Linked DNA regions of Homo sapiens: region 1 is linked to region 2. A link is a loop called in an ENCODE intact Hi-C map of the cell type or tissue named here. Cell type or tissue: heart left ventricle. All regions are shown on one strand. Links, peaks and the distances in the headings refer to the core of each region. The heading gives the core; the rest is flanking DNA.

The links. A loop is a pair of places that touch in the nucleus more often than their neighbours do. Peaks named below come from ENCODE experiments on the same cell type or tissue, not always from the same donor. Only the 100,000 strongest peaks of a DNase experiment are listed, where the experiment ranks them.
Region 1: it touches region 2 in a loop (2.2-fold over the local background); 2 of 110 quality-filtered maps call a loop at or near these places.

What each region holds. Positions count from the first base shown.
Region 1 is chr2:202,998,398-203,010,986 of GRCh38, forward strand. No RefSeq gene overlaps it. Among named protein-coding and RNA genes, the nearest start is that of NBEAL1, 10 kb to the right of the region's middle. In heart left ventricle, for the core only: no CTCF peak of the experiment used is centred there; no DNase peak of the experiment used is centred there.
Region 2 is chr2:203,109,513-203,122,101 of GRCh38, forward strand. It overlaps NBEAL1 (neurobeachin like 1), which reads left to right. Exons shown (of 56, transcript NM_001378026.1): 15 at 638-770; 16 at 2,467-2,586; 17 at 3,503-3,806; 18 at 6,473-6,558. Among named protein-coding and RNA genes, the nearest start is that of NBEAL1, 100 kb to the left of the region's middle. RefSeq lists a silencer at 1,245-1,411. In heart left ventricle, for the core only: no CTCF peak of the experiment used is centred there; no DNase peak of the experiment used is centred there.

The DNA.
Region 1 (12,589 bases), core at 2,293-10,292, 110 kb before region 2:
GACATGATTTCCTTCTTTTTTATGGCTATGTAGTATTCCATTGTATATATGTACCACATTTTCTTTATCCAGTCCACCGTGATGGGCATGTCTTTGCTATTGTAAGTAGTGCTGCGGTGAACATAATGGGTGCATGTGTCTTTTTGGTAGAACGATTTATTTTCTTTTGAATAGATGCCCAGTAATGGAATTGCTGGGTTGAATGTTAGTTCTGTTTTAAGTTCTTTGAGAAATCTCCAAACAGTTCTCCACAGTGGCTGAACTAGTTTACATTCCTACCAACAGTGTATAAGCATTCTCTTTTCTCCACAGCCTCATTTGTTATTTCTTTCTTTTTTTTTTTTTTTTGAGACAGAGTCTCGTTCTGTCACCCAGGCTGGAGGGCAGTGGCGCGATCTCAGCTCACTGCAGCCTCTGCCTCCCGGGTTCAAACGATTCTCCTGCCTCAGCCTCCTGAGTAGCTGGGACTACAGGAGCGCGCCACCACACCTGGCTAATTTTTTGTATTTTTTTTTAGTAGAGACGGGGTTTCACCATGTTGGCCAGGATTGTCTCGATCTGACCTCGTGATCTGCCCGCCTTGGCCTCCCAAAGTGCTGGGATTATAGGTGTGAGCCACTGCACCTGGCCCCATTTGTTATTTCTTTAGGGCACCATTTTTCATCTGATTATTCACAGCTGAAAAACCATAATCTTCTTGACCTACTAATCTAGTTTATGGTGATGAATCATATGATAAACAAAATCTAATGGTCCTTTTGGCAGAAAATAAATATGGGAATGTAATAATAAACAAAGATCTTTTCCCCTACGTTAAATCCATTATAATAAAATAGGAGGCCAGGTGTGGTGGCTAATGCCTGTAATCCCAGCATTTTGGGAGGCTGAGGCAGGAGGATTGCTTGAGGCCAGGAGTTTGAGACCAGCCTAGGCAACCATAGCAAGACCCCATCTCTAGAAAAAAATTAAAAATCAGCTGGGTGTGATGGCAGTGAGGTGTGATCCTGTCACTGCACTTCAGCCTGAGCAACAGAGCAAGATCCTGGCTCTAAAATACAAGAAATAAAATATGTAACTTTGTTCAGAGATGTCTTTTAAAAATTGTGGCACATTTACTATTTTAATCACTGTTGACCGCCTTAATATGTGTCAAACTGTCAATTTAAGTAGGAACTACTAGATCTCAGATCTATTCTTTTTAAAAAAGTGTTACCTATTTTATTACTGTTAAAATTTTGATGTAGTATGAAAAAGCCCTGAGTCATAGTTACAGCCATTTGCCACAGAAATTCTAAATCTCGTAATTTTAATTCCAAATAAATTGATAATTGTTAATTGCTTTATTACTCAAACAGAAAAACTAAAAGGAGATATTTACCTGATACTATCTTACCTGATAAATCAAATGAATATACAAGTCAAAACAAGTATCTAAAAAACTAGGGGCTGGGCTCGGTGGCTCACACCTGTAATCCCAGCACTTTGGGAGGCTGAGGCGGGTGGATCACCTGAGGTCAGGAGTTTGAGACTAGGCTGGCCAATATGGTGAAACTCCATCTCTACTAAAAAATACAAAAAAATTAGCTGGGCATGGTGGTGCGCGCGCCTGTAGTCCCAGCTACTTGGGAGGCTGAGGCAGAGAATCGCTTGAACCCGGGAGGTGGAGGTTGCAGTGAGCTGAGATCGCACCACTGACTCCAGCCTGGGCAACAGAGCAAAACTCTGTCTCAAAAAAAAAAAAAGAAAGAAAGAAAACACAGTGCCAGATGTAATTCCTAGGAATGCTGATAGATTAATGTCAAGAAATAATGTGCATTATTTGCTCTTACTATGGAAAGCAAAGGGAAAAACTAATTGAGATGAGCAGGTACGGTGGTAGAAATTACACGAAGGTTTTTTTGTGTTTTTTTTTTAAACAGGGTTTTTTTTTCTTTTTAATTATCTTAGTATTATAATACTGAAAGGAAAAAAATGTTCCTTGATGCATAACAAGAGATCTCAGATATCAATTAACTTAAATTTGAACTAGAATGGTTGAACTTCAAGAAAGCTGCTTTTTTTTTAAATTCATTTTAATTTTATTTATTTATTTATTTATTTTTTTGAGACAGAGTCTTGCTCTGATGCCAGGCTAGAGTGCAGTGGTGCGATCTTGGCTCACTGCAACCTCCACCTCCTGGGTTCAAGCTATTCTCCTGCCTCAGTCTCCTGAGCAGCTGGGACTACAGGTGTGCGCTACCACGCCCAGCTATTTTTTTTTTTTTTTTTTTTTTTTTTTAGTAGAGATGAGGTTTCACCATGTTGGCCAGGATGGTCTCCATCTCTTGACCTCGTGATCTGCCTACCTTGGCCTCCCAAAGTGCTGGGATTACAGGCGTGAGCATCGCGCCCAGCTGAAAGCTGCTTTCTTAAGAGAACAAATGTCCCTAGTCTCAAATTTTTCTTTTCTTCACATTTGGAAAGAAGAATTTAAAATGAGAAAATGCTAATTTTTAAACAAGAATTTCCAGTAATTCATTTTTTTCTCTTGATTAAAGAATTTTTCCTACTGTAGAATGTGGAAGTCCTAACTTTCAATTAACTTCCCAGCCAGCATGGGAAGTTTATTACAAATGAAAGTGAAGTGGTTTTCTTTCATGTTTCAACTTAATTTTAATTACTGTATTCTATGTGTGTGCGTGTGTGTGTGTGTGTGTGTGTGTGCGTGCGTGCATGCGCACACACGCATGGTTACATGTTGCCCTGGGGAAGATATCAGAAGGTCTAGTACAGTAAATATATTCTTAATCTTATTACATCCCTGCCTAAAAACTTTAATTTTACACAAAGTGAAATGTAAATTACTGAGCTGTATTCAGGGACCCATGCTGAGTTGGTTGCAACCAAGCTGATTGCCTTGCTACTTCTACCCCAGATAGACTCATCAAGTAAATTATGGTTTTCTCAAAACACAGAAGAGAATTTTCTCAGGAGTCAAGCTTTTACCCAAGGCATTCTCTTTTCAGAATTATTATTTCTTTCTGGACACTGGAATTCTAACATTCCTTCAAGACCTAGCTCAGATACACTCTCCACTGGAAAGCTTTCCTAAGCATATGAATTACTTGGTGGTATCTCTCAACTCTCCCCATCCTCTATCCCCTGTGTTTTCTACAATGCAAATTAGCTCTGGAGTTTCACTGTCCAATACAGTAACCATTAACCTCATGTGGCTATGTACATTAAAATTAAATAAAACAAAAAATTTATTTCTTGGTTGCAAAAGCCACATTTCGATTGTTTAATAGCTATATATGGCTAGTGCCTACTGTACTGAACAGCACAGATGTGGAACATTTCCTTCACTGCAGAAAGTTCTATCAGACAGCACTGGTCTAGAGACTTGGTTAGATTCAGATTCAGGCCTTGATTTTTTAATATTTAAAATTGGGCCACTAAATTACATGATCTCTACAGTAACTTTCAGTTGTTTAGCTCTGTGATTCTACAGAAGAATACATAATCTATTTTAGTTTTAGTTTTTTTGAGACAGAGTCTCACTATGTTGCCCAGGATAGAGTACAGTGGCATGATCAGGGATTACTGCAGCCTCAAATACCTGGGTTCAAACAATCCTCCTGCTTCAGCCTCCCAAGTAGCTGGGACTACAGGAATAAGCCACCATGCCTGGCTAATTTTTTTATTATTTCGTAGGGGCAGAGTCTTGCTATGTTGGCCAGGCTGGTCTCAAACTCCCAGCCTCAAGTGAGACTCCCACCTCCGCTTCCCAAAGTATTGAGATGACAGGCATGAGCCACCACACCTGGCTTCACAATCTACTTTAATAAAAGAGTCTGTAAATGGGTAACTGAGGAGTTCTGATAACACCCACATTCCAGTCAATGTAATCATAATCACAGTGTTTTCATGAGCATGTCTGACATTGTAGCTTAGACAACTGTGTGGTATCATATGGACAGCAATTCTGGTGTCCAGGAGCTTGGAAGACTCTATCCCAATAAATAAAAAGCTGAACAAATGGAGAAATCAACAATTCTTCCTAGATCCACCAGAGAAATGAAGTCACAGGGTAAACCCTTGCCACCAAAATTGGAGAGAGAGAGAGAGAGAGAGTAAAAATACAGAGAGCATAAAAAAATAGAGAGAGAGCATAAATCTCCACAGGAACTGGAATGAGGGCAGGCAAACCTGAACTGCAACTGACAAATTATTGGAGGCTCAGAGTGGACATGCCTGAGAGTAAAAAGCTCTTGGGGGAGGGAGGGCTAGTTATGGAGCAAGCCACAACACTCCTGTGAGTTTTACCTGTAGGAACTTGACCAGGTTCTTATGGTAATTATTACAGGAAAATTCCCCCTTGTTTTCAGCAGGTAGAAGGAAAAAAAAGGACCCACTTAAAAATAACCAGGGCAGCCAGGTGCGGTGGCTCACACCTGTAATCCCAGCACTCTGGGAGGCCGAGGCAGGTGGATCACTTGAGGTCAGGAGTTCGAGACCAGCCTGACCAACATGGTGAAACCCGGTCTACTAAAAATACAAAATTAGCCAGGTGTGGTAACAGGTTCCTATAATCCCAGGCACTGGGAGGCTGAGGCAAGAGAATCGCTTGAACCCAGGAGGTGGAGGTTGCAGTGAGCCAAGATCACCCCACTGAACTCCAGCCTGGGCAACAAGAGCAAAACTCCATCTAAAAACAAAACAAACAAACAAAACACACACACAGAAAAAACCCAGGGCATTCTGTTTTTGTTTTTGTTTTTTGAGATGGAGTTTCATTCTTGTTGCCCAGGCTGGAGTGCAATGGCGCGATCTCAGCTCACTGCAACCTCCACCTCCCAGGTTCAAGCGATTCTCCTGCCGCAGCCTCCCAAGTGGCTGGGATTACAGGCATGCAGCACCATGCCAGGCTAATTTTGTATTTTTAGTAGAGACGGGTTTCACCATGTTGGTCAGGCTGGTCTCGAACTCCTAACCTCAGGAGATCCGCCCACCCCGGCCTCCCAAAGTGCTGGGATTACAGGCGTGAGCTACCGCGCCTGGCCTTTTTTTTTTCTTTTCTTTCTTTCTTTTTTTTTTTTTTTATAGAGACAGTGTCTCACTATGTTGCGCAAACTGGTCTGAAATTCCTGGGCTCAAGTAATCCTCCCGCCTTGGTCTCCAAAAGTGCTATGATTACAGGTGTGAGCCACTACACCCAGCCATTCTATTTTTCTTAACAAGGCCTGCCCTCAAGAGATACTGTCTTACCAGAGCCTAACCGTCTTAGGCGAAGGGAGATACCCAACTCCATTCAGCTCTAGACGTCCACATGGGAGAAGGGAAATAACCGCAGCACATACTAATCATCCTGTACCAGCTAAGGTGGGGAAAAACTGAAAAGCACAGTTCAGAGGCACAGGCTCACTAAAAGACTGAGATCTAATCACAGGACTATAGGAAGCCTCCCTTTCCTCCACATTTTACCACTGCATTACTAAAGTCCTATTTACTGCAGTTCCGTTTACCTAGTACATCATGTTCAGCTATCAAGAAAAAATTACAGGCCGGGCCCAGTGGCTCACGCCTATAATCCCAGCAGAGGTGGGTGGATCACCTGAGGTCAGGAGTTGGAGACCAGCCTGGGCAACATGGTGAAACCCTGTCTCTACTGAAAAACAAAAACAAAAACAAAAATTAGCCGGGTGCGGTGGCACGTGCCTGTAATCCCAACTACTCGGGAGGCTGAGGCAGGAGAATTGCTTGAGCACGGGAGGCGGAGGTTGCGGTGAGCCAAGATTGTGCCATTACACTCCAGCCTGGGTTACAGAGTGAGACTCCATCTCAAAAAAAAGAAAAGAAAAAATTATTACAAAGCATCCTAAAAGGCAAAAAACAACCTGAAGACATAAGGCAAAGATCAGAACCAAATTCATATAAGACAGGCATGTTGAAATTACCAGACTGAGAATTTAAAACAACTATGATTAATATGCTAAGGGCTCTAATGGATAAAGCAGACAGCATGCAAGAACGGATGGGCAATGTAAGCAGAGATGTAAATTCTAAGAAAGAATTTTTAAAATGCTACAGATCAAAAACACTATAACAGAAATGAAGAATCCTCCTTAGTAGACTGAATGAAGATGAGCTCATTAGTAAACTGGACATGGCTAAGAGAACATTTCTGAGTTTGAGAATATGTCAATAGAAACCTCCAAAATGGAAAAGCAAAGAGAAAAAAGACAGAATAAAATGATTCAGAACATCCAAGAACTGTGGAATAACTACAAAAGGTATAAATGTGTGTGATAGGAATACCAGAAGGAAAAAAAAGGAAGCGAAGCATATTTCAAGCAACAGTGACAGAGAATCTTCCCAAATTGGCAATAGACACCAAACCAGAGATCCAGAAAGCACAGAGAACACCAAGCAGGATAAGTGGTTTAAAAAAACTACACCTAGGCTATCATTTTCAAATTACAGAAAATCAAAGATAAAGAGAAAATCCTGAAGGAAGCCAGAGGAAAACAAACAGCTTTCTATGCAGGAGCAAGATAAGGATTATATCCAACTTCTCATCAGAAATCATGCAATCAAGAAGACAGTGGAGTAAAACATTTAACATATTGAGAGAAAAAAAAAAAACACCAGCCTAGAATTCTGTATCCCATAAGATTATCATATAAAAGTGAAACACAAAGACTTTCTCAGATGAACAGAACAATATTTGAGGGAATTTGTTGCCAACAGACCTTCCTTATAAGAAATAATTAAAAGAACTTCTTGAGAAAGAAGGAAAATGACACATAGGTCAGAAACTCTCTGCATAAATAAATGAAGAGCATCAGAGAAATAATAAGTGAATATAAAATATAAACTCTTATTTTTCTTATTCTCAGTTAATCTAACAGACAACAGTTTGTTCAAAATAATACTAGGCAACAATGTAATTGTGTGTGTGTGTATACACACAATTGCTTAGGTGTAAGTGAATGGCAGAAATGACATAAGGAACAGGAGAGAGGAATTAGGAATGATTAGGAATGTTTTGTGATAAGGTTCTTGCAATATCTGTGAATTGGTATAGTGCTATTGGAAAGTGAACTTGGAGTAGTTGTAAATGTATACTGCAAACTCTAGGACAACCACTAAATAAGGTAGGAAAAAAAAAAAAGAGTAAAACTGGGCCGGGCACAGTGGCTCACACCTGTAATCCCAGCACTTTGGGAGGCCAAGGTGGGTGGATCACCTAAGGTCAGGAGTTCGAGACCAGCCTGGCCAACATGGGGAAACCCCATCTCTACTAAAAATACAAAAATTAGCTGGGCATTGTGGTGGGCGCCTGTAATCCCAGCTACTTGGGAGGCTGAAGCAGAATTGTTTGAACCTGGGAGGCAGAGGTTGCAGTGAGCCGAGATCGCGCCACCACACTCCAGCCTGGGTGACAAGAGCAAAACTCCGTCTCAAAAAAAAAAAAAAAGGTAAAACTGATATGCTACAAAAGTAGAGGAAATGGAATCATATTAAATAATTAAGATTTTAAAAGGCACTGGCCGAGTGCCATGGCTCATGCCTATAATCCCACCACTTTGGGAGGCCAAGGTGGGAGGGTCATTTGAATCCAGGAGTTCAAGACCAGCCTGAGCAACATAGCAAGACCCTGTCTCTACAAAAAATACAAAAGTTAACTGGGCATGGTGGAGTGTGCCTGCAGTGCCAAATACCTGGGAGGTGGAGGTGGGCAGATCACTCGAGCCAAGGAGTTTGAGATTGCAGTGAGCCATGATCATGCCACTGCATTCCAGCCTATGCAACAAAGACCCTGTCTCAAAAAAAAAAATTTAAAAAAAAAATATATATATATGTAAAAGGCAGAAAAAGAGTGAAAGACAAAAATAGGAACAAAGAATAAGTACAATGTATAGGAAACAGTAATGAATATGGTATACATCAATCCAACTATGTCAATAATCACTTTATATGTTAATGGTCTAAATATGTCATTTAAAAGACATAATGGATCAAAAAACAAGACCCAATTATATATTATCTACAAGAAACCCACTTTAAATATAAAAACACATATAGATTAAAAGTAAATGGGTAAAGAAAAACATACCACGTTAATACTAATCAAAAGAAAGAGGAAGTAAACATATTAATTTCAGACAGAGCAGACTTCAGAACAAGGAAAGTTATCAGTGATAAAGAGGACCATTACATAATGATAAAGGGGTCATTTCTCCAAGAAGACATAACAATCCTTAACACATATTTCCCTAACAACAGATATCAAAATATGTGAGGCAAAAACTGATAGAACTCCAAGGAGAAATGGATGAATCCACTATTATAGTTGGAGACTTAAGTACCCCTCTATTATATAAACGGACAGATCCATCAAGCAGACATAAGGACATAGTTGAATTGAACAGTAACATCGACATCTGTCGACTACTTATCCAACAACAGCAGAATACACATTCTTAAGCTCACAAGGGCTATTCACCAAGCTAGACCACATTGTGGGCCATAATACACATCTTTTTTTTTCTTTTTTTTTGAGACAAGAGTTTCGTTCTTCTTGCCCAGGCTGGAGTGCAATGGCATGTGACCTCAGCTGATGGCAACCTTCACCTCCTGGGTTTAAGCGATCCTCCTGCCTCAGCCTCCCGAGTAGCTGGGATTACAGGCACCTGCCACCATGCCCAGCTAATTTTTTGTATTTTTAGTACACATGGGGTTTCACCATGTTGGCCAGGCTGGTCTCGAACTCCTGACCTCAGGGGATCCATCTGCCTCGGCCTCCCAAAATGTTGGGATTACAGGTGTGAGCCTGCGCCTGGCCCATAATACATATCTTAACAAATTTAGAAGAATATATGTCATATAATGTCTGCTCTCAGACTTCAATAGAATTAAGCTAAAAATCCATAACAGAAAGATAACTGGAAAATCCCAAAATACTTGGGAGATTACAAAACACTTTTTTTTTTTTTTTTGAAATGGAGTCTCTCACTATCACCTGGGCCAAAGTACAGTGGTGCGAATTCGGCTCACTGCAACCTCCGCCTCCCGGGTTCATGAGAGTCTCCTGCCTCAGCCTCCCAAGTAGCTGGGATTACAGGCGCACACCACCACACTGGCTTTTTGTATTTTTAGTAGAGACGGGGTTTCACTATGTTGGCCAGACTGGTCTCGAACTCTTGACCTCGTGATCTGCCCGCCACGGCTTCCCAAAGTGCTGGAATGATAGGCATGAGCCACCATGCCCAGCCTTTTTTTGTTTGTTTTTGAGACGGAGTCTTGCTCTGTCCCCCAGGCTGGAGTGCAATAGGGTGATCTCAGCTCACTGCAACCTCCGCCTCCTGAGTTTAAGAGATTCTTGTGCCTCAGCCTCCCGAATAGCTGGGACTACAGGCGTGTGCTACCACACCTGGCTAATTTTTGTATTTTTTAGTAGAGATAGGGTTTCACCATATTTGCCAGGCTGGTTTGAAACTCCTGACCTCAAGTGATCCACCCCCCTCAGCCTCCCAAAGTGCTGGGATTACAGGTGTGAGCCACTGCACCCAGCTGACACAACATACTTTTAAATAATACATGGGTCAAATAAGAAACCTCAAGTGTTGTGGGAAGTCAGGGACCCCGAACGGAGGGACCGGCTGAAGCCATGGCAGAAGAATGTGGATTGTGAAGATTTCATGGACATTTATTAGTTCCCCAAATTAATACTTTTATAATTTTTTATGCCTGTCTTTACTGCAATCTCTAAACATAAATTGTGAGGATTTCATGGACACATCACTTCCCCAATCAATAACCTTGTGATTTCCTATGCCTGTCTTTACTTTAATCTCTTAATCCTGTCATCTCGTAAACTGAGGAGGATGTACGTCACCTCAGGACCCTGTGATGATTGCAGTAATTGCACAAATTGTAGAGCATGTGTGTTTGAACAATATGAAATCTGGGCACCTTGAAAAAAGAACAGGATGACAGCAATGTTCAGGGAACAAGAGAGATAACCTTAAACTCTGACTGCCAGTGAGCCGGGCGGAACAGAGCCATATTTCTCTTCTTTCAAAAGCAAATGGGAGAAATATCACTGAATTCTTTTTCTCAGCAAGGAACATCCCTGAGAAGGAGAATGCGCCCCTGAGGGTGGGCCTCTAAAATGGCCCCCTTCGGTGTGGCCGTTTTCTATGTTCAAGACTGTAGGGATGAAATAAGCCCCAGTCTCCCATAGTGCTCCCAGGCTTATTAGGACGAGGAAATTCCCGCCTAATAAATTTTGGTCAGACCGGTTGCTCTCAAACCCTGTCTCCTGATAAGATGTTATCAATGACAATGGTGCCCGAAACTTCATTAGCAATTTTAATTTCGCCCCAGTCCTATGGTCCTGTGATCTCGCCCTGCCTCCATTTGCCTTGTGATACTCTATTACCTTGTGAAGTATGTGATCTCTGTGACCCACACCCTATTCGTACACTCCCTCCCCTTTTGAAAATCCCTAATAAAAACTTGCTGGTTTTACGGCTCAGGGGCATCACAGAACCTACCGACATGTGATGTCTCCCCCGGATGCCCGGCTTTAAAATTTCCCTCTTTTGTACTCTGTCCCTTTATTTCTCAACCTGGCCGACGCTTAGGGAAAACAGAAAAGAACCTATGTGACTATTGGGGGCAGGTTCCCCGATACTCAAGAGATATTTTAATATATTTTAAAATAAATGAAAATGAAAATACAACTGATGAAAATTTGAGGAATGTAGCCAAAACAAGAGGGAATTTTGTAGCATTGAATATTAGAAAAAAAAAGATCTAAAGTCAGTAAGCTTCTACTGTAGGAAACTAGAAAAAGAAGAGCAAATTAAATCCAAAGTAAGCAGAAGAAAAGAAATAACAAAAATTAGAGCAGAAATAAATGAAATTGAAAAAAGAAATTAATAAAGGTAATCAGCAAAACCAAAGGTGTTTTTTAGAAAAGATCAGAAAATCTGAATGCATATAGACAGGCTAGCTAAAAAAGTGTGAAAGTGTGGATAGAAGAGAAAGAGCTTCGATGGGATTTAGGAAAGGAATGTCAAAGAACAAAAACTTGACCATATGTCTCCAGATCTGCCCAAGGGAAACTGCTCTATCTAGCAGAACCAAGTATCTGCTCCGATTGGCAGGTTGCACATAGTGGAAATGGCTGCATGAAAGCTATTATAAAAGATGATACTACCATCACATTAATCCAATTAGTTGTACTTGTTATGACTCATGATGAAAAAGCAACCCTGAGAATATAATTTACTTCCCTATACATTTTTTTCTATGGGGAGATAATGCCCTGACCAAGAGATATGAATAGTCCAATTGCCTTGCCAGGGTTTTTTGTTTTTTTTGTTTTTTTTTTTTTTTAGACAGAGTCTTGCTCTGTCACCAGGCTGGAGTGTAGCGGCAAGTTCTTGGCTCACTGCAACCTCTGCCTCCTGGGTTCAAGAGATTCTCGTGCTTCAGCCTCCCAAGTAGCTGGATTTTACAGGCGTGCACCACCATGCCTGGCTAATTTTTGTATTTTTAGTAGAGATGGAGTTTCACCGTGTTGACCAGGCTGGTCTTGAACCCCTGTCCTCAAGTGATCCACCTGCCTCGGCCTCCCAAAGTACTGGGATTACAGGCATAAGCCACCATGCCCGGCTGGCAGGTATATTTTTTCATTGTTAATAAATTTAGTGGCATTCTAAGGTTATATCTGGTGAGATGAACTGAAACTCATAGCTCTGACATAAACTGAGACGCTGAGTGCAAGACCATTTAAATTAATGTGGAGGCCTTTTTCATGAAAATCAGGCCACATATATACTTTTAACATAAAAGGACAGGCTATTTTAGAAGCTGCTGGGTCATATAGTCTTATGAAAGAAAATGTTCTGAAGGCGGTAAATGTGTTTATCTTAAGGTACACTGGGAGAAAAAGTAGCTGTAGTTTCATTGGTAGAGAAACATCTCAATGTTGTTGAGGGGCTCACTCATGAAACCAAAGCTTATCCCCACTCCTGGGAGCCATCAGAAGCCTCAACAGAGGAATAATGTTGGCATCTAGCTGACACCTAGATGTTACCTAAATGCGGCAGAATTTGCCAGGCTTAAGAAGGGGCTGGGATCCACCCTTTCTTATTCTGTGAGTATAATGCGGACATTATAGAGGGGAATGGTTTAAAGACAGGACTATGGGGAAGAGACACAGGCGAACTGAGAACCAAGAAACTAGGGATTATCCAGGAGGGACATCTTATTAAACCCATGCAGTGTGGTGTTGTAATTATTGCCTTGTATGTGGTACAAAGGAAAGAATTATCTAAACAAAGGCATAACTCCTCATCTCCCCTTACTCTCTGTAGCTTTAGGGAACATTTGCACCCTTCAGAAAAATAACTACTTAATTCTCTACTAATATCCATTGGGTATTTTGTCTAAGGGAAAAGGGAAAGAAGATATTAAACTGGGGTAATCCTGGTTCACAGAAGTTTGATGGGCACCAGCCTTAGTTGAATTATCATACGGAAAAGAGAATCAACTAGTAGACTCCTAGAGACAATACGGGTAAGTTTTCTGAGTT
Region 2 (12,589 bases), core at 2,136-10,135:
TATGTCTTGTGATTTTTTTTTTCTTAGACAGAGTTTTGCTCTTGTCGCCCAGGCTGGAGTGCAGTGGCACGATCTCAGCCGACTGCAACCTCCACCTCCCAGGTTCAAGCGATTCTCCTGCCTCAGCCACCTAAGTAGCTGGGACTACAGGCGCCCGCCACCACGCCTGGCTAATTTTTGTATTTTTAGTAGAGACGGGGTTTCACCACGTTGGCCAGGCTGGTCTCGAACTCCTGACCTCAGGTGATCTGCCCACCTCGGCCTGCTAAAGTGCTAGGATTACAGGCATGAGCCACCGCGCCTGGCCTATATCTTGTGATTTTAAAGACCTTTATTTATGCTTACTGAATCTTATTTGGAAGAATTTTAAAGATTTGAAAATTAGTAGTTTTACTTTTTTACTTTTACTAGTGGAATTCCACTTTACAAGGCTGCCTTTTATTTACTAAACTCTTATGACCAAAATGGATTTTAAAGGGGTCTTTGAAACAAGGTTGGACTTCTGTGTGGCAATAGAATTTAAGCCACAGAATTGTGGGTAAAGATGTTCATGATGGCTTTATGGTTTTATGTACTTTAATGATGATGAAACTGAACAACCAACTTTAAAAGTTCTGATAATACGTATTTTTTTTAGTTTTTTTACAGGAAGTGGCATGGGTTTTGAAGCCTTTATTACCCATTCAGGTATGTTGGTCGTGGCAGTGTGCACAAAAAGAGAATATGCAACGGTTATGCTTCCTGACCACAGTTTCTGTGATTCCCTCTGGGTAAGGCTTTAGGGCATCACATTTAACTTCTAGTATGGTTAATGGTATTTCCCACCATTGTCATAAATTCAACAGCAGTCATTTTTTTGCTAAAAAATTTAAATGAGGCTGGGCGCAGTGGCACACCTGTACGTAATCCCAGCACTTTAGGAGCCCAAAGCAGGCAGATAACTTGAGCTCAAGAGTTTGGGACCATCCTGGGCAACATGGTGAAACCTGCTATCTACTGAAAAATACAAAAATTACCTGGGTATGGTGATTTGTGCCTGTGGTCCCAGCCACTTGGGAGGCTGAGTTGGGAGAATTGCTTGAGCCCAGGAAGTCAAGGCTCCAGTAAGCTGAGATGGTGCCACTGTACTCCAGCCTGGGCAACAGAGTGAGATCCTGTCTCAAAATAAATAAATAAATAAATAAATAAATAAATAAATAAATATATAGAACGTTAGGATGTCTTAAGGTTTTCTATAAGTAAATTTTCTTTTTTCTTTTTTTTTTTTTTTTTGAGATAGAGTCTTGCTCTGTCGCCAGTCTGGAGTACAGTGGCACGATCTTAACTCACTGCAACCTCTGCCTCCCGGGTTCAAGCAATTCTCCTGTCTCAGCCTCCCAAGTAGCTGGGACTACAGGCACGTGCCACCACACCCAGCTAATTTTTGTATTTTTAGTAGAGACAGGATTTCACCATGTTGGCCAGGATGGTCTTGATCTCTTGACCTTGTGATCCGCCCATCTCTATAAGTAAATTTAATTTTGAATTTCAATTTAAAATGAGATGGGGTGGGTGCTATAACTCACACCTGTAAACCCAGCACTTTGAGACACCAAGATGGGAGGATTGCTTGAAGCCAGGAGTTCAAGACCAGCCTGGGGTGAGACTCTCTCTACAAAAAATTGAAAAATTAGTTGGGTGAGGTGGCACACACCTATAATCCTAGCTATTCAGGAGGATACTGGGGAGTTCAAGGCTGTAGTGAGCTATGATTATGCCACTGCACTCAAGCCTCAGCTATAGAGCATGACCCAATTTCTAAAAAAGGTTTTTTAAAACAATGATAAAATAAAATGAGATGATAGATTGTTTTGTGTTTTTTTTTGTTTTTTTCTTTTGAGACAGAGTCTCGCTCTGTCACCAAGGCTGGAGTCAGTGGCGCCATCTCAGCTTACTGCAACTTCTACCTCCCGAGTTCAAGCAATTTTCCTATCTCAGCCTCCTGAGTAGCTGGGATTATAGGCGCCTGCCACCATGCCCGGCTAATGTTTGTATTTTTTAGTAGAGGTGGGGTTTCACCATGTTGGCCAGGCTGGTCTCGAACTCCTGATCCGCCCACCTCCCAGAGTGCTGGGATTACAGGTGTGAGCCACTGCGCCCAGCTGATAGGTTGTTTTAAATAATGCATTTGTATTGTTTTCTAAAATATAAAATGCTTCTCATTTTTAAAAATGATTCTAAGGAATACTAAAGCTTTGGAAATGCAGAAAAGGTACTGTTACAATTGTGTATATTTTATAGAATATGCTTACGTGCTTTTGTACTACTATGGAAAAAATTGTTACTTTGAGAACATCAATTTAACATTTACGTTTAATCTTAACGTTCTACTATTTGTACAAATTATAGAGCAAACTTCTGAAAGCATTTGTCATTCCAAAGACATAATGTAATTTTATCCTTTAAATGTGTGTTTCACTTTACCAGCACAACATAACTGTTGTCCACATGCCTGGAAAAAGGCCTTTTGGTCAGAGCTTCGTCTATATCTATGACAATGGACAACAGAAGGTTTCTGCCCCTCTCAGATTTCCTGCCATGAATGAAGTAAGTATATCCAACCTACTCTTTACGGGCCCTATTGGTTGAGAATTCTTGAAATGTTTTAGTTAAGGTAGAAGGTTATGTTTATTGTAAATATGTGGCCCCAGATTTTAAAGTGTTTTCTATGTAGTAAGACTCCACACATTAATATTCAATTCTGTCAGCCTGTCATTATTAGATGAAGTCAGACAATGTGAAAAAAGGAAAACATTTAAGGAAGAAACAAAGGCTTAGAAAGAAAGACTTATAACAGGAAAGCCAAAGAAATGAATAGAGCAGATCAATCTATCGTTTAATAAAAGCTCTCTAAGTATGTGAATTACGTAAGAGAATATTATGATGGACTCTTCTAACTTGATTATAATTGAAACAATAATGAAGAAGCTTAAAACCTTCATATTTTAGTTAGGTATAAAATAGAGTTTATGTATTGAAGTGGTTCTCAAAGAACACTAGAGGGCCTTTTCTGAAGATAGTGGAATAGAGTAGATTATTTCTCAAGTCCAAGGATTCAAGTAATTTTTTGTTGGTTTTCATCTCAGTGACCATTTCAGGATAGTTTGTGATTAATATTTATACATCATAAAGAGAAAAAATAGTTTTCTCTATTTTCAAAAACAGTGAAGTTAAAAAAGTTCATAATCATATGCACTTTAAAAATTCAAAAATTACCAAAGAATATAAAATAGTCATAGAAGTAATGCATCCAAATGCTATAGGCCAAGGTAATTTTGCTAATAATTTCCTAAGTATACACATGCGTCTACACTTCATGATTTGGTAAAAATAAAACTGCTTCCACTTTTATTTTCAATGTATTTATTTGTGTAATTTTATGTACTATTTTATTGTGTAATTTTATGTTAAATATGAGGATATATGTTAATTAAAATTGTGTAATTTGTTTGTTTGTTTTTAGCCCTTTACTTCCTGTTGCATTGGTTCAGCTGGGCAAAGAACCACCACTCCTCCACCATCCCAAATCCCAGATCCACCTTTCTCTTCTCCCATTACCCCTCATCGGACATCATTTGGTGGAATTCTGTCATCAGCCTCCTGGGGAGGAACAATTGAAAAATCAAAATTGATTACCAAATTGATATCAGCTGGAACCCAAGACAGTGAATGGGGGTGTCCCACATCTCTGGAGGGTCAGCTAGGATCTGTTATCATCTTTTATGAACCACTACAACCTCCTCAGGTGAAGGCATTATATTTAGCAGGTAAGCATGTACAGTCATAATGCTTAAGCAAATTTAGAGTTTTTTTTGTTGTCTAAATATATTCTGAAGAATATATTTAGAATATAGAAGAATATATTCTGAAGAATATATTTCATGTGAAGAGTGTATTTGTTTTAATTGAAGCTGAAAGGGAAGAAAAAGCCCCTCCACATACCTAATAGTTTTTGTTTTGTAGGCATAAATAAAGCAAACCTTTTTTGGGAAATATTTCAGTTATCATCCATAATACTGCCTGTATTTGTCTGCTAGGGCTGTCATAGCAAAATACCACAGACTGGGCGGCTTTAGCAACAGAAATTTATTTTCTCACAGTTCTGGAAGCTAGAAGTTCAAGATCGAGGTGACATCAGGATCAGGCTCTCACTTCTATATAAGTGAGGCTTCTCTTCCTCGCTTATGAGGTGGTTACCTTCTTGCTGTGTTCTCACATGGTCTTTTCTCTGTGTGCATATGGACGGAGAAAGAGATCTCCTGTGTCTCTCTTTTTTTTTTTTTTTTTTGAGATGGAGTCTGGCTGTGTGGCCCAGGCTGGAGTGCAATGGCGCGATCCCGGCTCACTGCAAGCTCCGCCTCCCAGGTTCACGCCATTCTCCTGCTTCAGCCTCCCGAGTAACTGGGACTACAGGCACCCGCCACCATGCCGGGCTAATTTTTTGTATATTTAGTAGAGACGAGGGTTTAACGGTGTTAGCCAGGATGGTCTCGATCTCCTGACCTTGTGATCCGCCCACCTCAGCCTCCCAAAGTGCTGGGATTACAGGCGTGAGCCACCGCGCCCAGCCTCTCCTGTGTCTCTTATTATAAGGGGTTCTCTCAGACTACGGCCCCATCCCGATGACTTCATTTAATCCCAGTTACCACTTTAAAGGCCCTATTCCAATACAGTCACATTGGGGATTATGGCTTTAAATAGGAAGTTTAGGGGGACATAGTCAGTCCATAACACTGCCAGTACTTTTGACAGATTTTAATGAATTGATGAAACAAAATATAACCGTATCTCTAGAAGAAATTATGTAACTGCTTCCAAAATCATGAGCCTTATTCCAAAACTTGTCATTTTTTCAACTGATATATTAATATATCTGAAGAATTCATGAAGGCAGTAGAATTAGGGAACCTTGGATAAGTTTGCAAACTGTTTTTCATTTTGTTTTGGCTTTTTGTTTTTCTTTTGGCTATGATTTTAAACATATGTACTAATAGTTATTGGATCCTAACTACTTTCAAAATTATATGTATATTCTAACAGGATGTTCAGGAGTTAAGCTTTTAAGAGTTATGTAACTGCAGAATAGCTTCTTATTTGTCTAAATATCTTTTTTAGATTGCATGGGAATTTTGAGATGAATGGGATTGCCCACATTTCAGACTTTATATTAGAACCTTATCTTTTCTTTTCTTTGTTTTTTTTTGTTTGTTTGTTTTTTTGAGACAGAGCCTTGCTCTGTTGCCCAGGCTGGAGTGCAGTGGCTGATATTGGCTCACTATAACCTCTGTCTCCTGGGTTCAAGTGTTTCTTGTGCTTCAGCCTCCCAAGTAGCTAGGATTACAGGTGTGTGCCACCACACCCAGCTAATTATTTTATTTTTAGTAGAGACAAGGTTTCGCCATGTTCGCTAGGCTGGTCTTGAACTCCTGGCCTCAAGTGATCCTCCCACCTTGGCCTCCCAAAGTGCTTGGATTACAGGCGTGAGCCACTGTGCTAGGCCTAAATGATCATTTTTAATGGTTGCATATTTCCTTGGATTCAAGACGTGTTATTTACTTAGGTTGTTTATAATTTCTTTCTTTTTTTTTTTTTTTGGACAGAGTTTTGCTCTTGTTGCCCAGGCTGGAGTGCAATGGCACGACCTCAGCTCACTGCAGCCTCTGCCTCCTGGGTTCAAGCGATTCTCCACCTTCCGAGTAGCTGGGATTACAGGCACCTGCCACCACGCCCAGCTAATTTTTTAGTATTTTTAGTAGACGTGGGGTTTTTACCATGTTGGCCAGGCTGGTCTCAAACTCCTGACCTCAGGTGATCCTCCCGCCTCAGCCTCTCTAAGTGCTGAAATTACAGGTGTGAGCCACCATGCGTGACCAGATAATAATTTTTGTTTGTTTTTGTTTTTGAGACAATATCTCACTCTGTTGCTGAGGACAGAGTGCAGTGGCGCAATCTCAGATCACTGCAACTTCTGCCTCCCAGGCTTGAGTGATCTCTCACCTCCTGAGTAGCTGAGACTACAGGCACATGCCACCACCTCTGGCTAATTTTGATATTTTTTTGTAGAAATGGTGTCTCACCATGTTGCCCAGGCTGGTCTCAAACTCCTGAGCTCAAGTGATCCACCTGCTTCAGCCTCCCAAAGTGCTGGGATTACAGGCATGAGCTGTGGGATTACAGGCTGTACCTGGCTGATAATAGTTTGTTAATACTATATAAAAAAAATTTTCTGTAATGGAAATTGATTTATTTCCCAATTTTTGTAGGTTTTAGATAAACTGGAATATGGAAACAAAGTAAATTTTAGCTTAATGAGTTTCAGCTGTGTTGTTTGAGTAGCTTGAAACAGCTTAATTTTAAATTTTATTCTGATAACACAGAACCAAGGAGACCATATATATTCAATGGTGTGTATGTGTGTGTAAATAATTTTCAGGTCCAAATTGTTTAAGCCCTTGGAAGTGTCAAGAGTCTGACATGGCCGACCTGCCTGGTAACATCCTTCTTTACTACACAGCAAAGGTCAGAGTAAATTTGTGAACTGTCCATCTAGTTATAACTATGTTGTGAACTGCAGTTCCTTTTCTATTCCTTTTGTCATTTCATTGGGTAATTAAAAGGAGGGGTTTGAATTGCCATCAAAATAATCATGAATTTTCAAAGGAAGGTGAGAAGCAGTAAAAATTAAGGTATACCTCCTCCACGAGGGTCCAAATATTATCATTATGTCATCCCTGTGGTACTAATGGCAATAGTTACAGTTGGAATTTGTACCGATGAATTGACTTCAGTAAGTGAAATTGTTTGTGTTTGTATTCTCATAGTTTACTGGAAGGAAAGATGAAACAGAATTGTTCTCAGTTTTTTAAATGTGATGTAGCCAAAAATTTTAAAAAAAGAAAGAAAGAGAAGAAAAAATGTTCACTTCAAAAGGAGAAAAAGGCCAGAAGGCACAGTGGCTCACACTTGTAATCCCAGCACTTTGGGATGCCCAGGTGGATCGTTTGAGGCCAGGAGTTCCAGACTAGCCTAAGCAACATAGCGAGACCCCTGTCTCTATAAAACTTATGAAAAATGCCAAAAAAAAAAAAAATAGCCAGTTTTAGTGGCATGCGCCTGTAGTCCCAGCTACTTGGGAGGCAAAGGCGGGAAGATCCCTTGAGCCCAGGAGTTTGAGGCTGCAGTGACCTGTGATTGCACCATTACGCTCCAGCCTAGGCAACAGAGCAAGACCCTGTCTCAAAAAAAAAAAAAAAAAAGGGGGGGGCCCAGCACAGTGGCTGTGGCTCTTGCCTGTAATACCAGCACTTTAGGAGGCTGAGGTGGGCGGATCACCTGAGGTCAGGAGTTCGAGACCAACTTGGCCAACATAGTGAAACCCGTCTCTACTAAAAATACAAAAAATTAGCCAGGCTTGGTGGCAGGCACCTGTAGTTCCAGCTACTTAGGAGGGTGAGGCATGAGAATTGATCGAACCCGGGAGTCAGAGATTGCAGTCAGCTGAGATCGTGCCACTGCTCTCCAGCCTGGGTGACAGACTGAGACTCCATCTCAAAAAAGAAAAAGAAAGTAATAAATTATTATCATGCACAAGCTGGCTAAACTAGAAAAAGATATACAAAAATGTATAATCTCGGCCGGGCACAGTGGCTCACGCTTTAATCCCAGCACTTTGGGAGACCGAGGCGGGCGGATCACGAGGTTAGGAGATCGAGACCATCCTGGCTAACACGGTGAAACCCCGTCTCTATAAAAATACAAAAAATTAGCCAGGCGCGGTGGCGGGCGCCTGTAGTCCCAGCTACTCTGGAGGCTGAGGCAGGAGAATGGCACGAACTGGGGAGGCGGAGCTTGCATTGAGCCGAGATCGTGCCACTGCACTCCAGCCTGGGCAACAGAGCGAGACTCCATTCAAAAGAAAGAAAAATGTATAATCTCACAAAACCAAAACATTTTCTGAGTCCATGTAACATTGAGTATAATGGAAGCAATTAATATTTTTGCTACTTCTTTTCTTCCTCCCAGTTCTTTTGTTTCTCCCAGTTCTTTTGTCTTTTTTTCCTCAGTCCTTGCTGACCTCAGTTGCTTTTATTAGATAAGTAAAAGGAAAAAGGACTTTTTTCTACTCCACCACCCCACACCGTTTTTTTGGAGACAGGTTCTCAGTCTGCTACCCAGGTTGGAGTGTAGTGGTGGGATCATGGCCTACTATGGTCTTGAACTCCTGAGCTTAAGTAGTCCTCCCACCTTCAGTCTCCGGAGTAGCTAGGACTACAGGCATGTGCCACCATGCTGAGCTTTTTTTTTTTTTTGTATTTTTTATAGAGACAGGGTCTTACTCTGTTGCCCAGGCTAGTCTTGAATTCCTGGGCTCAAGCAATTCTTCCACTTCAGCTTCGCGAAGTGTTGGGATTACAGGAATGAGCCACCGTGTCTGGCCTTACTTTTAAATATTTATTTTTTGTATCTGACCTAATAAAATTTGCTTATTAGTTTTATTTTCTCCCTTCTTTTTGCTGTGATACATTTCAAATCTAGAGAGGAGTCAAAAGAATGGTAAAGTGATATCCTATATACTCTTCACCTAAATTAACCAATTACTAATGTTTTACTGTACTTGCTGACTTTTGTCTCAAATCATTTGTGAAAACGAATTGACATAACTATCAAGACACTTCATCCCTGTATATTTCTACATAATCATCTACCTACCTAAGAAAATGGCCCATAATTCATCTAATATATACTCTGTGTTCAAATTTTTCCAAAAATATTTGTATAGCCTTTTAGAAATGAATCCTGGATCCAAAGTTTATGCATTGCATTGGTTATAAGGTCTCTTGAGTCTTATATTTTTGTTTGCTTTGTATAACTTCTTTTTCCCAAAGATACATGTTTGTTTAATACATCTTATGTTATTTCTTGGCAGGAATTGTATCTTACACCTATTTTCATTCTCCACTATATAGCATAGATAGCTAAGAAATAATTGCATATAATCCAAACAGTATATTTAGTGGCAAGTTCTGGATGTGTGACAGCCAACTTTTTTTTTTTTTTTGAGATGGAGTCTCGCTCTCTCACCCAGGCTGGAGTGCAGTGGCGCAATCTTGGCTCACTGCAGCCTCTGCCTCCCAGGTTCAAGCGATTCTCTTGCCTCAGCCTCCCAAGTAGCTGGGATTACAGGCACGTACCACCACACCTGGCTAATTTTTGTATTTTGGTAGATGGGGTTTCACCATGTTGGCCAGGCTGGTCTTGAACTCTTGACCTCAAGTGATCCGCCCGCCTTGGCCTCCCACAGTGCTGGGATTACAGGCATGAGCCACCGCACTGGGCCTGACTGGTCTTTTTGACATTATGGTCATCGTATTCTTTTTACAAAGTAACTTTGAATTTGTTAACATTAAAGTTGGATTTTTTTTTTTTTTTACCATTGAAAGTAAAAAATTCTATACTACCAAAAAAATAGCTATTGTCTTGTTTTTCCCCAAGAAACTTAATATGACTATTGATAAATACAATAAAACAGATTACTGAAGGAATGTTTCTGCAAAATGGTGCTATGTCATGAGACAGGGACTCTATAGTTAAATAAATTTGGGGGACTGTTGGATTCTATTTTTTTTTTTTTTAAAGACAGGGTATCACTCCCATTACCTAGGTGGCCGTGCAGTGGTGCAATCATGGCTCATTGTAGCCTCATCCTCCTGGGCTCAAGCAATACTCCCACCCCATTTTTTGATTTTTTGTAGAGACAAGGTCTCACTATGTTGCCTAGGCTGGTGTTGAACTCCTGGGCTCAAGTGATCCACCCACTTAGGCCTTGCAAAGTGCTAAGATTACAGGCGTGAGCCACTGCATACGGCCTGTTGCTTTTTTTTTTTTTTTTTTTTGAGACGGAGTCTCGCTCTGTTGCCAGGCTGGAGTGCAGTGGCGCAATCTTGGCTCACTGCAACCTCCGCTTCCTGGGTTCAAGCGATTCTCCTGCCTCAGCCTCCTGAGTAGCTGGGATTACAGGCATGCGCCACCACACCTGGCTAATTTTTGTATTTTTAGTACAGACGAGGTTTCACCATGATGGTCAGGCTAGTCTCGAACTCCTGACCTCAAGTGATCTGCCCGCCTTGGCCTCCCAAAGTGCTGGGATTACAGGTGTGAGCCACCGTGCCCGGCCCAGTTGCATTCTTTATATCCCTCTTGGAGGTTAGTGATACATTTTTAAAATTCTGCTATAAAGGAACCAGTTTACTTTTGTTTTGTCCTACTGTTTCACCAGCTATTTGAGCATAGAACATATTTTGTTATTATAACTTAGTTGTTAACAAATGCTAGTTTGGGAAAAGCTGCTCCAGAGGATTTTTAAAATAGTCAACAGTTTTTTTTGTACTCAATTGTAGGAGGTATTTAATCATTCATTTGCTTAAAACTTATTGAATGTCTTCTTAGTCCAAGAATTATGCTATACCCTTACAATACAAAGATAAATAAATAAAAGTCTCTGTCTGTAAGAAGCTTACAATCTAAAGCAAAATAAATTTTTTAAAAAATAAGTTCAACATAACTTTATGAGCATTTATTTTTCTTTTTAGCTACCATTTATGGGGTGTTAACAATATGTTAAGCACTATGCTAAGTATTTCACGTGTATTGTTTCACTTAATCTTCACAAAAGCCCTGAGAGGTATATGGTATTATTGGTTATCTTTTCTAAGCTTTAGTTTTCTGAAGCTCAGTAAGATAAGTAACTTGCTTAGACTCATAATTCCATTGAATCCTGGAGTTAGAACCCAGCCTGTTTAATTTATATCCTTAACTAATATACAATATTTCTTTGTTGGAATAATGTACGGAATAATGTACAAATTAATAGTGAGGGTACAAATGAGGAGTGGTTTGTTGTTCCAGGAAGCTAGAAAATCATAAAGAAGATGGTATCATTTGTGTTTTAAAAGACAAGGTTGAGCAGGGATGCATGGTAAATATCACCTAAAAAGGCATAGACTGTAAAACTGGGTTCTACATGTGTTTGGGTATAGGACACTGAGCAAGAGGAGATGAGACTAGAGAGCAAGGTCACATTAGAGCAAACCTCCTATGTCAGAGTAGATAATAGGCAATGGATAGAATTTTTAGCAGAAGAGTAATATTATCGGATTCGCATTTTAGAAATGGTCTTAAGCTGCAGTGTGAAAGTTGGATTGGAGGAATGGATTCTAGAGAGTGTCATACCATTAGGAGATTATTCTGTTAAAACAGGTCATAGATACACAGTTTTTAGTTACAGACTAAAGTAGTAACTAGAGAAAGACGTGTCTGTCTCGGAGACGGATAACGTTTAAGTATTTGTTTGATTAAAGCAATTTTTCTCAATTGTTTAAGAGGAAAGCAGTAACTACATCATGTGCGCTAAAATTTGTAGGTTTACTTTCTTTTGGAATGGGGATTAGATTAGATTCAAGGATGCTGCATTACCTGAAAATTCGGATTGAATATGAAGTTAACATGCCTTTACGAATGGAGGTTAGCAAATAACACTGTTTCTAAAGTTACAGACTAAGCTCTTACTCTGAATGCAGCCAGAATTGTCTGGCAACAACATGAGGGAAAATAGTATCTTATGCCTGTAATTGTATTTTTATATTATGATTTTTTTTTTGTTCTATGGTTTATCTCTCATTTTAATCACACGTTTTATGTGTATCTTGAAATTGTGCCTAGGGAAGTGCTAATGGAAATAAAACATTGAATTTTTTTAAAGCAAAAAATCTGTTTTCATGTATTTGTTTAAAAGAGAAAAATTTAAAAACTATGACTGGCGAGGCCGGGTGCAGTGGCTCATGCCTGTAATCCCAGCACTTTGGGAGGCCGAGGTGGGTGGATCCCTTGAGGTCAGGAGTTCGAGACCAGCCTGGCCAACATGGTGAAACCCCATCTCTACTAAAAATACAAATTAAGCCAGATGTGGTGGCGCACCACTGTAATCTCAGCTACTTGGGAGGCTGAGGCAGGAGAATTGCTCGAATCTGGGAGGCAGAGGTTGCAGTGAGCCAAGATCACACCACTGCACTCTAGCCTGGGTGACAAGAGTGAGACTCTGTCTCCAAAAAAAAAAAAAAAACATCACTGTGGCTGGCGAACAAGTTCTGCCTATAGCTCATCTGTCAGATGACAAGTAGCAGTGACCTACTTTTCTAAGTGGGTGCTTTAGAATCTAATTCCTGATTCTTTCTTTTTTATTTTTATTTATTTTTTGAGACAGAGTCTCACTCTGTCACTGAGGCTGGAGTGCATTGGCACCGTGTCGGCTCACTGCAACCTCCGTCTCCTGGGTTCAAGCAATTCTCCTCCCTCAGCCTCCCGAGTAGCTGGGATTACAGGTGCCCACCACCACACCCGGCTAGTTTTTATATTTTTAGTAGAGATGGGGTTTTACCATGTTGGCCAGGCTGGTTTCGAACTCCTAACCTCAGGTGATCCACCTGCCTCGGCCTCCCAAAGTGCTGGGATTACAGGCATGAGCCACCACGCCCGGCCCTGATTCTTTCTTTTA